Regions from separate parts of the Homo sapiens genome. Here region 2 is linked to region 1. The links are chromatin loops, found by intact Hi-C in ENCODE. Cell type or tissue: B cell. All regions are shown on one strand. Region 1 overlaps DOCK10 (dedicator of cytokinesis 10). Region 2 overlaps DOCK10 (dedicator of cytokinesis 10).

The links. Peaks named below come from ENCODE experiments on the same cell type or tissue, not always from the same donor. Only the 100,000 strongest peaks of a DNase experiment are listed, where the experiment ranks them.
Region 2: a loop joins it to region 1, with 2.3 times the contacts of the local background. A loop is called at or near these places in 2 of 110 quality-filtered maps.

The regions. Positions count from the first base shown.
Region 1 is chr2:224,872,360-224,880,359 of GRCh38, forward strand. It overlaps DOCK10 (dedicator of cytokinesis 10), which reads right to left. Exons shown (of 56, transcript NM_014689.3): 8 at 3,679-3,862; 9 at 2,307-2,392; 10 at 1,907-1,990; 11 at 1,637-1,792. Among named protein-coding and RNA genes, the nearest start is that of MIR4439, 130 kb to the right of the region's middle. In B cell, no CTCF peak of the experiment used is centred here; DNase peaks (open chromatin) are centred at 3,022 and 4,372; H3K4me3 peaks cover 478 bases; H3K27ac peaks cover 3,545 bases.
Region 2 is chr2:224,802,882-224,810,881 of GRCh38, forward strand. DOCK10 (dedicator of cytokinesis 10) reads right to left here. Exons shown (of 56, transcript NM_014689.3): 32 at 5,030-5,205; 33 at 4,787-4,903; 34 at 3,245-3,356; 35 at 2,527-2,648; 36 at 2,325-2,439; 37 at 2,177-2,243; 38 at 1,913-1,960; 39 at 1,231-1,332. Among named protein-coding and RNA genes, the nearest start is that of CCDC195, 91 kb to the left of the region's middle. In B cell, no CTCF peak of the experiment used is centred here; no DNase peak of the experiment used is centred here; H3K27ac peaks cover 344 bases.

The sequences.
Region 1 (8,000 bases):
TTGTTATTATCTCCATTTAAAGGAGTGAAGACTGACAGTAGGCCAGTTGCCCAGAGTGGCACAACTTGTGAGTTGGAGAGCCAGGCAATCTGATCCCAGAACGGCACATCTCATTTGAGTCTCCTCATTAAATCAGAGGTCCACAGCATGGACCTTATCCTGCTCTACACCTGGGGTAGGAGGCTCAAAGCAAATCACTGAGGTGCTAAAGACACAGGTCAGTAGGTATCAAGTAAAGTCTTCTGAAAGGGTTAATTCTTTCTGCCATCCACTCACTGTCACAACTAGCAAGGCTAGTTTCCCTGGATCATAAATGGATGAAGGCATGAGACTGTGTGGACCCAGTTTACAGTGAAAACTTAATGGGGTTTCTGCCTTCGAAAGCCAATGTGACTCCTATCAAGGATCTGGAAATCAGTTTTCCTCTTTGAGGTGAAAGATGACAATTGAGGGATGATGGATTAGAAATTTGAACAGAACGCATTAAAAAAGAATGAAAGAAGATATGCCAAAATATTAACTGTGCCTTATATTGATTAGGATATTAACATAATCAAGATTGATATAGAATTATGAGTGATTTTAAAAAATAATTCAACATTTAATAACGTTTATGCTCATAAAAAGTTCCCTTCCCACACATACATTAACAATCTAGTGGGACTGCCTGCTAAAGTACTAAGACGAAGTTTTCAAGAGAACTCACACAAATATCAGTGAAGCTCCTTTGTCATTTCTGATATTTACATGTCCCATCCTACTAGTATTTATTTAACATCCATCTAATATTACTTTACTTGATACACTGTTTAGTCTTGTCCTCAGCAATAATGGCTGGGAAGTCACAGGGTTTGTTAGCTTTGATTTTTCTCTAATACACATGAAAATAAACATAGAAATAGTAAAATAAAAATGTCCCTGTAAAAGCCATCTCTGGCCAGGTGTGGTAGCTCATGCCTGTAATCCCAGCACTTTGAGAGGTTGAGGCAGGCAGGTAGCTTGAGCCTAGGAGTTCTAAACCAGTCTGGCCATCATGGCAAAACCTCATCTGTATAAGAAATACAAAAAAATTAGCTAGGCGGCCATGGTGGTGCGTGCCTGTAGTCCATTACTTGGAAGGCTTAGGTGGAAGGATCGCTTGAGCCCTGGAAGCTGCGGCTGCACTGAGCTGAGGCTGCAGTGAGCCGAGACTGCGCAACTGCACTCCAGCCTGGGCAACAGAGCAAGACCATCTCAAAAAAAAAAAAAAAAAAAAAAAAAGCCATCTTGAGTACTACTAAGAGGATACACACAATGCCATAGGAAACTCTAAACCACTGTGCTGATTTCATAGAATCCCCAAACACAGTCCTTTAATGCTTTTTCTTTAAGTTAAAAGGAAAATTTTATGGCAGTATATTGATAAAGTATAGTATATTAATATTTTATTAGGCTTTATTCATACAGTATATTATAAAGTGTTCCACTTTAGAACTTGTACACTTGTGTAATGTGGGAAAAGGCTGTTAATAATATTCCCTGGTACACTAGAGAGTGAGAAATCAGTGCCTGGAATTAGCAGGAATAGAAAAGATTTTTGACTAGGGTGGTGTAATGTTGGCTTAATGGTATAGGATGTAACAGAGGAGAAACTTACATTCGTTATCGGATCATTTTCATTCTCCGTAACACATCCCTGAAGATTTGAGTTGAGGGCTTTACAGATGATCATGATTCTCTTGGCAGCTTTTTCTTCAAATGGTTTGATCACAGACTCAGGTTCCAAGAGATCTTTTTTTTGAAGTTTCAAGGTCTAAAAAAGTTTTGAATGAGTCACCAAACATCCAACATAAAAAAGAAATTCTAAATTATAATCCCCAACTGTATGGATCAAGTTCATATCTGCTTAGAAAAAATTTTGACTTACATCTATGTCTGGATCTAGAGAGAACAGATTTAGCCTCTCCATGTTTCGAGTTGTTTTTACAGTATCTTCTGTTTCTGTGAGGTACTACAGAGAAAATTGTGTTAGTCCTTGGTATCTAAATATCCAGATACAGCCCCTGACACATCCACATGGCCAAGAAGCAGCCCCTTAGTATTATCACCATTTTAGTATTACCCATTAACACTTGGCAAATCTTGTAAAAGTATGTTTCCTTTTTGAGCCCTATGTGTATGTTAATGAAAACACATAGGTTAACGGGAAGTTCCAAATTAGCTTCTTGGTCTAAATCTTAAAAGAAAGCATTTACGTCTTTTCCATGAAAGCAATAACTAACAAATAATTCAAATTGGTTTTGCAAGTACAATGCCAACTTTATTACCTTTGCAAAGTCTGCGTGTAGGTTGTTCTCTGAAGAATCTGTTTCCTCTGGCGTGCATTCACAAGTTACAGAATTATCCAGCGAATCTTAAAAAGATATACCAAGTCAGGTTATTAAATATTACTCACGAGTCACACATTCTTCTAGCCTGTGACATGCAAAACTAAGTTAGGCTTAAGAGCTAAGAGGGACGTTGGTGAGCCTAAGCTTTCATTGTGTTCTGACTCCTGAACTCCACATTGTTGAGTGATCTGGGCCTGGAAATCAGACCCTCTGATGATCATTTTGGGATTCTTGCTATGATACCATCTTGTGTCCACAAGAACTTTGGATTTTTACACTACATTTATACTTGGGGTTGTCTTGACTTACTTCATTAATGCATACTAAAGTTTTCTTAAATATGTATGTATTTTTGGTAATTCTGGCTCTCAGGCTATCAATTTAGAATCCACCTTCTTGCTTCAGCTACTTAAACTCTGTAAGACACTGTAAACATTAATACTATCGTTGTTATTATTAAGGAAATCCTAAGTGTAAAACACCTACTATGGCATACAGTAGTTGTGTTAAAATCAACAAAATCAGCAATAGTTTTTTTCCATATTACTCCATGGCTCTTTCACTCTACAGCCTGAGACTTAGACTAGGGGAACTTAAAGATGCTTTGGTTTCTAATGTACCATGTGCTATGCAAAATGTCTGAAAATAGTTTTGTTTTGGGAGGAGTGACTGACTTTGCTGGTGTTGAACTTGCCTTCTATGTAGCTACAGACTTGCTTTTCTAACCTTTTCACCTTTTCTTTCCTCTCTCTTGTTCCCTTCTCTTTGCATAAAATGAAGTAGACCCTTATGAAGGAATTAGGATGGGGAGAAAAAAAATTTAATTTTATAAAAATTCTATCACCATGTATAATTTTTGAAACTTTCACATATAAGATGATCACAGTATGATCAAAAAGCAGAAATGAAAGATGCTTTTTCACTAAAAGGAAGGAATTCATATTTGCCTTTACAGAGCATAAGATTCATTAATTAAATTTAATGAAAGGCTAAAATACCACAAAATGCCCCCTATAAGGTAATGTCCCATTGGACATGAGCACATTTTGGATGCTGTGACAAATGATTCCCAACATCATTTGCTGGGGGAAAGCCTCAGATCGTTGCCAGTTGACTCTGAATTGTACTTATGTGTGGTGGCCATTACTGTGCAGTAAAGATTTAGGAGTGATTTAGTGATTCTTGGAACAAACAGCCCCAGGATGGATGAGCTAGACCAGACAGCAACTACAATGCCTAGCAGCTTTAGTGAACCAAAAACACAGGTCACACTGGACAAAGGAAGGAAGACGGCTTCATATGCTCTCACCCAGACCCAGATCAGTGAGCTCTGTGCTCCTCCTCCCTTGGAGGGGCCCCTCAGGACTGATTTGCAGAATGCGGTTGAGGGTGTGGATCCATTCATCCATATCTGACTCTGTTTCAGCTGCCAGCACAAAATAGGTCAGATCATTCATTTTCAATTCAAAGGCATATTTTCTTAGTCTGTTATTCTGTGGTATAAAAAGAAAGAAAGAAAAAGAGAATACCAAAAAATAAGCCTTCGAGAGAGAGATCATTTATGTGGGCTTGAGGTTCCAAAAGTCTTTCCATACAGATAGATAACATAAAGAAAATTTTCCAGAACAAGACAAAATTTTAGATGGGTCTGATCATTTTGTTTGATTTCTTTCAAAGCTTTTTGTACTAAGAAATATCTTATTTAGGGTTTTGTTGATTGGATGGACACGTTAGCTTGAACATTTCATCACGGGCATGTGCTTGAGTATATTCTTAACTCCTTGTAAGAGTTTCTTTGAGTTTCTGCCTTGACTTTCTCACCTTATATTCTGTGATTCATTCCAGGTGGGCGTCTGACCCTATCGCATCCCAGAGGCAGCTCTTACCAAGGTCACTAACAGGCCCTATGTTGCCATACTATCTTAAGGACTATTTCTTTCTTCGTATCTTCCTTGTCCTTGCAGCAGAATTAACACAATGGCCACTTCCTCCTTTCTGAAACTCACCTTCCTTCAGTTGCCACGAGCACACTCTATTCTGAGTGTGGCTGCCTTTTTTCGATCTCCTCTGCCAGCTGTTCCTTCTTCTCATGACCTCTAGTGAGAATCCTGGCTATGCCTCAGACTCCTTTCTCTCCTTTATTTCTCATCTATTCCAATGGCTTCAAACGACATCCATGTGCAGTGACATCCCAATTCCTTTCCTGGCTCTGGCTTCACCAACCTCCAGATTCTTCTCTAGCTTGACATCTCTACTTTGCATTTTGTGACCAACCCACAAAGCCTTTTTCTAGTTCCCGAATGTGTTCCTGTCATGTTCTTATTGCTGCCACAAGGAAGGCCTGAGACAGGCTGGCCCCCTCCACCACACATGCGCTCAAAAGCATAGTGAGCATGGTGTGTGCCCCCATGTACTTATATGATTTGTATCCACTCTTCAGATCTCAATTGAAACTTTCCTCAATTTTCCAGTCTAGGACAAAGGGACAAAGTTCTTGTCCTCCAGAGCACTTACCATGATTTGAAATTATCTGCTTATCCATTTTTGTTTGTTTTGACAAATACATGTCTCCCTTAAGGCTACCTCCATGAGGACTGGGTCAGTTTTCCTAACCACCATATCATGTAATAGTACGGACACTTGAAGGATTCAATAGTGGTGGGTTCAAAACCAGTCATATTTTATGAATGGAACATAATAGGTTCCTATTCTATTGGAATAGGTTCCTATTCTATTGGAATAGGTTCCTATTCTATTGGAATAGGTTCCTATTCCAAGTTGACATTCTAGTAGAGAAGAGGTGAATGGATGAATAATTGAAGGAATGAACAAACAATTGAAAAACAAAGGTTCTCCATTGTGCAGAGAACTAAAATAAGCCAGTGTGATGAGTAGGTACTTTAGATTGGGTGGTCAGAAGCAGGCCTTTCCCCAAAGAAGATCTCTGATTTGAAATCTGTAGAAAGGAGAAATGGGCTATTGAAAGTTCAGGGAAGGACATTTAAAGCGGGGGAACCCAAGAACAAATTGTTACAATTTTATATATTCCTGGTATGAGATTGGAACATACATTCAAAGTGGAAACTTTCCCCTAGTGACACAAACTAGTGTTATTTAAGGGGGTGGTTGTTGGAAAGATTACTGAAGATACTTCATCTTTGATTTACTCCAGGCAATTCCTATACCGGTGTCCAGCTTTTATCAATATGTTCTAAAACCTGTAGCTTACTCATAATTGTAATAGAGCAAACCCTAACACTTAGGACAACTCTATTAAGTAGAATACAAATAAGAGAAGAGCCATAAAATGAGATCAATAGTGTGGGATTGTGGCTAAATAACAAGGTATAAAATTCTTTTGGGGAACAGGATTGCTATTTCTTGGTGACAAGCAAAAATTTCTAATACCCCTCCGGCAATGTTCTCTTTCTTTGGGATACTCTCACAGACTGTCCCCAGATAGCTGTTTCTTTCAACAATCACAACAACAAGATTACTAGTGCAAACACAACAATTACTAAATACTGGCTCTGTACTTTATGGTCATTATTTAATTTAAATGTCATAACAACCCTGTGGGACCAATCACATTATTCCATTTCACATGTAGTGAAACTGAGTTTTGGGGAGATTAATTAAAATGTGTTTGGGATTATATTGATAGCAAATGGTAGAGAAGGGAAAATAAGCCCTATATACTCTAACAACTGTGCTCCTAATCCCACCCACTGAGCTGCCTTATGCATTGCACAGAGCCAGGGACACAGAAGATGCTCAGCTGATGCTGGTCTCCTTACTTGACATTGCCCCGGCACAACAAAGGGGCATCTGTGGCCTGGGAGTTGTGGTTTCTCTCAGTGCTCAAGAACACATAGTGGGGCAACACATAGTCTTGAGAAAAAGTAAAGTTCAGGAACCAAAGGAGAAAGAATTGGCTAAAATGCTAACTATGGTTCTCATGTGGAAATTCACAGCTCAAACATCACTTTCTAGACTTCCAAGGATGAGCCCTTTGCTCCTGTCCATACTTTTGTATTACCATCAAGTATTATTTATTTCTTTGCCTTATAATGGCAGTCCCAGGCCTGGCTCTTTATAGTCCACAAGTCTTAGAAGGGCAGAACCTAAATTTGTATCCTCAGTGCTAAGTGCAGCGATATAATTGACTATCAAAGAGATATCTGTTGTGTTCATACTTTGTGTTGGACAAAAACATAGCCAGTCCCTGCTCTTGCAGAATAGGAATGACAGGCATTAAGCAATTAATCAGACAAATGTGAAATCAGAAAACAAATATATTTAAATTTTGTACAAATGTTTTGAAAAAGAGGTACTGGGTTCTATGAGAACATAGAATAGAAGTATGTGGACAAGTAAAAGGTCAGAGTTGCATTTTGAAAAAATCATTTTGACTGCAGTGTAAACAAAGTGGAGGGTACTCAGAAAGCCCATGGCCTCAAACTTCAGTGTGCAAAGCAAACATCTAGGCAGCTTCCTTCCGAAGGCAAATTCCTAGACGCCCCACTCTCCCCAGGAGGACTGGGGTAGATGTCCTCCACGTGTCCTCACACACAGCTCTGGGATGTTCTGACGAAGAAGGGCTACAAAATCACCTGCGACCTTCACTGATGGACAGTCTAAGGGCAAAGACAAGATGGCTGCAGAGCAGGTATAAAAGGAAAGACAGGTGTTCTATCACAGCACAATTTCCTTCAAAAAAACAACAGGAATAGAAATAGACACTCAGGGCTGGGCGTAGTGTCTCACTCCTGTAATCCCAGCGCTTTAGGAGGCCAAGGCGGGCAGCTCACTTGAGGCCAGGAGTTTAAGACCAGCCTGGACAACATGGTGAAACCCTGTCTCTACTAAAAATACAAAAATTAGCTGGGCATGGTGGTGCATGCCTGTATTCCCAGCTATTTGGGAGGCTGAGGCAGGAAAGTTACTTGAACCCAGGAGGTAGAGGTTGCAGTGAGCCGAAATTGCACCACTGCACTCCCAGCCTGGGTGACAGAGCGAGTCTCTGTCTCAAAATAAAAAAAAAAATTAAAAAAGAAAGAAATAGACACTCATAAAAGAACTGTAAATGTCCAGAGTTTGGTGCACAACTTTTGCAAGGACATTTTTAAGTATTTGATTATAGAAAAATGCAAGCAAATCTCAGTGTTATCTTGAAAACAAACAAATGAAAGAATTTGAGTGATGAATTTGATGCTGCAAATAATGTTAAAAGGGAGATAAAAAGCAACCTAAAATGCTTATATTGGGTCCAAATTAAAGGTGGATTGAGTTGCAACCTGCTTTCGAATGAAGATGCCGAACACTAACAAAATTTTGAAATGAAACATTACAAAATATAAACGAGTTGATTTGATTGTCTAAACTGCATTCAGTACTTCAAATGAATTAAATATGATTGCCGGCTTCAACAATATAATCACAAATATTCTTAAAAATTTGAGCAAAGTATTACAATCTTGTTTCTCAAAAAGGGACATTTATAATTAAAATAAATATTCGATTTGAAATGTCTCAAGAACTAAATTACCTTCTTCTATTTCAAGAGAAATAGAACCATTTGCAGCCCAGAGAAGCTTATGTTGGGAAAGATTAAGATGTCTGAGTGGTTTT
Region 2 (8,000 bases), 69 kb before region 1:
TCCCACTTTTCAAGGCTGTTTTGGTTCTGGCTAAATCAGAAAACCTGGATGGGTGGAGGCCAAGGAGATGAGACTTTGGCTTTCAATAGCCAGGGGAGCCTGGGTCATTCCTGAAGCTAGAAGGAGTGCGTGATTCCTTGGCTCTAGGCTTTAGGCATTTGGATTGGCTTATTTCTAGGTTTTGAGTGTAGTACAGTCTGAACTTGTGGAGGAAAAGCCCTGGTTTCTAGGAGGCGAGGGACAGAAATGGCCAGGACCCATCCAGATGTCTCAGGAGCAGCCTGAAATCTAACCCACCACACATCTACAAAACTTCAGTGACCTCAGGTGGCTCACTATTATTATTAAACATGGAAACTAATTCTTTACTGTCCTCTATTATTTTTTGCAAAAAATGTCCATTACATTTTTTTTCATTTACTTTCTCACAAGGGGGCAATTTCAAAGGGCATGGAGGGAGGCACAATTTATTCTATGATTTATTCGCTATGTACGACTCTTATATTTCTTTCTAAAACCCTTTCTAAAATATTCATAATATATATTATGATGATACCTCTGGGAAGAATAAATCAAAGTGGAGATAATTTTAGCAAAGAATTCTCATTTACAAGACCCAGAGGAGCTCCGAGGTAGAATTTCAGGGCAAATGTTTCCCATTGGTTAGGCCGGTGAAGGATGACTCCAGGTCCTATCTGCTAGTCAAACCAGTCTAATGACTAGGAAATCTAAAGTGAGGTTATGGGACTATCCATGCTTCCTCATTGCCTTTGACCCTTTAAAAAACAATTTCAGCTTCAAGAACATTGCAAAAAATTATAATTACTGAAAAGCCTAGGGAGACATGATTCCACATTTCCGTTTGTCACTGGAAGATTAGCTAGCATTAAAAGAGGCATTTATTGGGCCTATGTCTCAGGTTTCATTAAATGAAAATACTCATTAATGTTCAGTCTATGCAAGGGATTGTGCTCTAAGTGCACACATATATGGTGTACTCCTTATCTCTTTGGTCTCTACCAGCTAGTAGGGCAGACAGTAAAGTATCTAAGAAGTTTCTTTAGGTAGACATATAGTTACTTGAAATCTGCACTTGGTTTGAATATATAAATAGAAATATGTGTGTGTGTGTGTGTGTGTGTGTGTGTGTGTCTACCCCTGACATGTGCATATACAGACACACACACACAGCTATATATAATTTTAAATACCAAGCAAATGTGACATTACCATTGTGACAAGAGACCTGATGTCTGGCAGGAAGGATTGGATCCTTTGAGAGTTCCATTGTTCTGGGTGGACTGCACAAATTTAAATGCAGCAGCAATTTTTCTGCAATGAAAATGGAAGTTTTAATCATAGCTCAGTGTTTGTAATTTACATATAAAAATGAATGGCAACTGACAAAACGATTACTGCACAATGAAATATTTCACATGCTGTGAATTAATCAAAAATAAAACCCTGTTTTCTTTCGGAAATCAGAAATTGGGATTTAGTGAAGGTGCTTCAAACGTTGTTGTCTCATGAGAAAATGATGACAGTACGAAGTTATTCCAGATTACTTGTTTTTTTTTTTTTTTAGTTTACTGGAAATGTTTTCTGAAATAGGTATCTTCCAAGTTATATCTATATAATGATAAATTCATTCTGAAGATACATGAAATGTGGTTTTCTTTCAAAAATTTGTGTTTTTGTGCTTTTCTCCCTAGACAACATGAACTATTCCTAGATCTACAATGCGTATGAGGCAATCTTCAAACTTACTGTGTCTAATGTGACGTCAACCTAACAATCCTTATTTGCATTTTAAGATTTCTAATATATATTTGTAACTCTAACCTGACACATTAATACATGTCATATGCTTTTTAAAAGACCAGATTAACCTATTGGAATTTAAAATTAGTACCTTATTATGTTGCGTTTTCCTAGGTATCTGAAATTTTGAAGACAAACGCTAGAAAGGAGAAAAAAACCACATTTTAATTATTCATATTCTTTTATTATACAAACTGTTCATCTAAGTATATTGAAAGAAAAATATTAAATTTTCTTTAAATAGTTCATATATTATTGATAACTTACTATATGGGTTCTTGAAATGAAACATGGTATAGTGGACTATTTAGAAATTTCCAGAAAAAAGTGTTAAGTCATCAACTCTAAAACTTACTCCAAGATGCTGAAGAAGTCGGACACCTCTGGGCTGGGAGCTCTCTGCCAGTAGGCAATCAGAGTCTCTAAAAGGAAACACCAGGTAGTATGAGAATCTGAAGGTTTTCTTTTTCCTTTTTTCAAAAAAATTAAAGAATTCTCTTTACCGTACGAAATCGTTTTCATAATGTGAAGAAAACACATCAGGAGACTCCTGGTTTCTGCTTGATCTAACTTGTCAAATCGAAGAGTTGAGCCAATCAAAGACAAGGGTCTTGGGATCTGGGAATTCAAGAACCAATCAGGATTGAGTGAGAGTGAGTGACCTCTGCCTTGTAATGATCAGTAGGTTTGAGAGGGAAGTCATACCTTTTCACAGTTGTCCGTCTTCTCACTGCTCTTCTCATTGGTACTTGGATTGGAGTCAAGACTTGCTAAAGATGCTCTGGAGTCAGCATGGTTTACTGTAGAAATAGCTATTGATGAAAATGCTGTAAACACAAGCCACAGCACACGTATGGGAATGAGATGTATGGGCACACACACACAAAAGGTTCACATGATGAACCAAAAAGATGTTGATACTGAGGTAGCAGCAGTGTTGTCAAAGACCAACATAACAGCGTCTGGGATTGGCATTAAAGCCAGCTCTTGTTTTAAAAATGCTTTAGTAAAAGTTCATAAAGATACTTTTGGGAAGGGGCTTTCAACTTTTGACTGTTTATGAGAAACTGAAATGACATTTCCAAAACAGTTCTTAAAAATAATACTTGAAGTTGAAAAGCCATTATATCTTAAAAGGCTGTCTGCAATGAAAACTTAAAGACGGTTTCCAGAATAAAGTAATTTGATAACATCCAAGTAGGCTGCTCCTTAAGCCAAGTAATACTGAACACTAAGTAGAAGAGGAAGTCACTGGATGGAATTCAAAGAAATATGTAAAAAGACTCTTTGGTTGTATAAATGTAGTATACTTTGCCACGTAGATTATGCATAATAAATTACGGACTGAGTAAAAAGCACAATGATATACAATGTAAAGGTGGATGAGTGTTAAAAATAAGTGTTCTCAGAAGATCTCAAGTACCTGCTATGGAATTTAAAACATCTTTAGAAAATGATGTATCCACAGAGTTTGCATGTTTGATAGCTGTCTGGCTTTGAAATCCTCCATTGGTGCTTAGATCATCTCTAGACCCCTGTATTCAAAGTATAGTAAAGATTAATGGGAATCATGGCATTTCAACATTGTTAACCCACATATGCCTTCTTCGTTACACTTCCAATTAAGTGATATTTAATTTGTTCTTTTATATCCCCTTACAGGTTTTCTGCTAAAGTAGGCAGTGAAAACAAATACAGCCAAAACCATACTCGTAGTTATAATTTGATTTATGTGACTTTTTTACAATGTTGTAGAAACAATCTTTTAGATACAGATATACAGACTACATGGCTGGATTGGTTATTGATATATTCATGGATCACATTATAGATATAATTATTACCATGAGTTATCTTATGTACATTACTATTATTAGCAACTACATTTTATTTTATTTTAATTATTCTATTTCATTATCTAACAGGCAGCGTCTTACTGTTACCCAGACTACAGTGCAATGGCATGATTATAGTTCACTGCAGCCTCAACCTCCTGGCTCAAGCGATCCTCCTGCCCTTAACCTCCTGAGTAGCTGGGACTACAGGTATGTGCCACCATGCCCAGCTAATTTTTTAAATTTCTTATTTGTACAGGTGGGGTCTTGCTATGTTGCCCAGGTTGGTCTTGAACTCTTGGCCTCAAGGGATCCTCCCATCTTGGGCTCCCAAAGTTGATGGGATTAGAGATGTGAGTCACCATACCTGGCCTAAAACTATGTTTTAAATATTTATTGCTTGCCAGGCTCTAAAATAAATGTTTTCTAGTACACAATTTAATCCTCATAAAGACACTGTGATTTAGGTATTTTATCCCATTTTATAATGAAGGAAATGGAGTCTTAAGGAGGTTGGCTAACTTATTTCCAGTCACCCAGATAGTCACTGATACTGCTGGGATTTGAAAAAGGTAAAAAAAAAATCCATAGGCATAGCTCCTAACTCCTAGATGGTAATACCTTCCTTAGATACTGGATTCAGCAGTGGGTTATTTCATCTGAGATTTGAACATAGGCAACGGATCTTTAATGGATTGTGCGTAGTCACTGTGGTGCCTCAGTGGAGGAAGGATTATAGTCACTCCTGGGTTGTGACTACAAATAAGGCACTTGGCTATTTATTCTGACACCAGGGGGGGATGTAGGGAATGTAGAAAGTGGTAGGAGAAGGTGTCCACTGAGGAAGGGGTCATAATTGCAACAGAGGAACCTGTAAAAGCTGGAAAGAATTGGAAGCTGATACAGAGAACAGAGAGAAATGAAAGCAAAATGCTGAAGGGTGGATCAGGTGGAGGCTAAAGGGACCTATCTGGAACAAATGACACATTGATGTGAGTACATAGCAGAAAGTGTTGTTCAATGCCTAGTATGTTCACAGATGAGAAGAAATGGTTATCCAGGGCAAAAAATAATTAAAAAAAGACAAATTCTTTATTAACATAGAAATGTGACATATTGTGCAAACGTACCTGATTAGATGTATTGACAGTAAAAGGATACAGGTCCTTCAGATAAATCCTTGGCATATTGTCCAGGAGCATGCCGTACAGGGGCATGTATAAACTTGCTATCTGGGCCTGCTTTCTCTAGGAGAAAAGGTAGCCAAAAGAAATGATTCATGTAAAAATCAATAGGCTTGTCGGTTTCATATGCATTTAATGCAGTGAGCCATTAAATGGTGTTTAGGGAAGGGAGAAAGGAAGATCACTTACTGGCTCTCTGTATCGATCATCAAATGAATGCTTAGCCATTAGATTTTTTAGGACAGCTAAAGCTAAGTGTCTGACATCTTGGTCTTCCTGCAGGGCAAAGCCAACTTCTCGGAGCAGAATTCCGATTAAGAAGTGTTTGCGACAAAATTCATTTGTGACTGAATATTCAGGCATATCTTTGTGAGGAAGGAAAATAACTCATGTTATTGAAAATCAAATGATCACTTTATAATTGAGACAGATATACCAAACAACTACCATCAACTTCTTCCACCACTAGGAGGGATTCAGGAATACAGTCTTGCTACAGAAATGAGGTGTGTTGTATCCTCAAGGAGCATTCAGTAAGGGGACTATTCTGTGTAGACAAACACAAATACAGGTACAAACTAACACACAACATCAACTTTTGAATTCCATAATAACAGCATATTTACAGGATTACAGGATTTGAGAGGGGGAAAAACACATTTTCTGCTTGGAGGAATCAGGATATGTTATAAGTAGGAATCCATCAAGATGAGTCTTTGAGGATACTTGAAGTTTGGAGGTGCAGATCTTTGTGGGAACAGACAGAGGCAATGGAGAAAGGACAGGAGGCTGGGAGAAGCGATTGGATTTTCGATGGCACAGAATTCTGAAAGCGCAGGTGTGGAAGGGAGCAGGTATGGAGGGGAGCACGAGTATGTGGGAGTCAATAAGCACAGTGGCTAAAAGAGGAATGGTGAGAGAATTAGGCTTGAGAGGCTGGGGCTAGATGATGGAGAACAGTACAATTTCCTTAGCTGCCATCTAGGTCCCTCTCCATTTGTATTTAATTCTGTAAGGAATGTTAACACACCGATAGCTTTGAGATCAGTGCCCTGATAAGGCTCATGCTTTACTGACTTATTAATATGGTGTGGCAGGGTGTAAATGAATTAGACTGTGGGGAGATGTGGGGTGAGGGATACAATACAGGACATTGTAGCAATGGGGGAGGGAGGGGGCAAGTGACAACGTGATATCTGGGCTGGGGTAGCAGAAACTGAGTGACAAGAGTAACTCACTAGGAAAAGTTGACTGAAGTATTTGAGGGAGCAAGGAGAGAGAAATGGCACTGCCAAATTTTGAGCCTGAATTATAGGGAAAAGACACTGCCAAATTTTGAGCCTGAATTATAGAGAAAAGACACTGCCAAATTTTGAGCCTGAATTATAGAGAAAAGGCCCTGCCAAATTTTGAGCCTGAATTACAGAGAAAAGAATGTTAAAAATTTCCAGTAATAATGGATTTATTCAAATTGTCCAAAGGGTTTTTAAAATGTAACCATTAATAGTAGTACTTGCACGTACAAGAAAACATAGGGAGAAAGCTCTTTGACAGTGGCATTCACAATGATTTTATGAATATCACCCCAAAAACACAGTCAATAAAAGCAAAAATAAACAAGTAGGATTATATCAAATTTAAAAGTTTCTGGACAGCAAAGGAAGCAATCAACAAAATGAAAAAGCAAACTACAGATTGGGAGAAAATGCTTGCAAACCATATACCTGACAGGGGGCTGATATCCAAACTCTACAAGGAACTCATACAACATAATAGCAACAAACAAACAAACAAAAACAACCCGCCAAGTTTTAAAAATGGGCAAAGGATCTGAATAGACATTTTTTGAAAGAAGACATACAAATGGCCAAAAGATATAGAAAAAGTGTTCAATATCACGGATCATCAGGGAAATGCAAATCAAAACCACAATGCACTATTACCTCATAGTTTTTAGGATGGCTATTATCAGAAAGTCAAATGAGAACAAGTATTGGTGTAAAGAAAAGGGAATCCTTGTACACTGTTGGTGGAATACGGTCATTATAGGAAACAGTATAGAAGGTCCTCAAAAAAGTAAAAATAGAGCTACCATATGATCTAGCAATCCAACTTCTGGGTATACATCCAAAAGAATTCAGATCATTATGTTGAAGAGATACATTGCAGCATTATTCACAATAGCTAAGCTATGGAAACCTAGGTGACCATCTATAGATGAATGGATTAAAAATGGTATATACATACGATGGAGTATTATTCAGCCTCAAAAAAAAAAAAAAAAAAAGAAATCCTACCATTTGTGACAATACAGGTGAACCTAAGAGTCATTATGCTAAGTGAAATAAGCCAAACACAGAAGGACAAATACTGCATGATCTCAGTTAATATGTGGAATCTAAAGAAATCAAACTCTGGTGGACAATAAGAGAATACTTGATAGGTACGATGTACATTATTTGGATGATGGATATCCTAAAAGCCTTAACTTCACCACTATGCAATCTATGCATGTAACAAAATTACACTTGTACCCCTCTAAGTTTCTGCAAAAAAATTAAAGAAGTTAACCTCATAGAAGCACAGAGTAGAAAGATGGCTGCCATGGGCTGGGGAATGGGAGAAATGGGAGGTGGATTTTAGTCAAAGGGTACAAACTTTCAGTTATAAGATGAATAAATTGTGGAGGTCAAATACGTAGCATAGTAAGAATCGTTAATAATACAATATTGTATATTTGAAATCTATTTTTTTCTTTTTTTAAATTTTATTATTATTATACTTTAAGTTTTAGGGTACATGTGCACAATGTGCAGGTTTGTTACATATGTATACATGTGCCATGTTGGTGTGCTGCACCCATTAACTCGTCATTTAGCATTAGGTTTATCTCCTAATGCTATCCCTCCCCCCTCCCCCCACCCCACAACAGTCCCCAGAGTGTGATGTTCCCCTTCCTGTGTCCATGTGTTCTCATTGTTCAATTTCCACCTATGAGTGAGAACATGCAGTGTTTGGTTTTTTGTCCTTGCGATAGTTTGCTGAGAATGATGGTTTCCAGTTTCATCCATGTCCCTACAAAGGACGTGAACTCATCATTTTTTATGGCTGCATTGTATTCCATGGTGTATATGTGCCACATTTTCTTAATCCAGTCTAT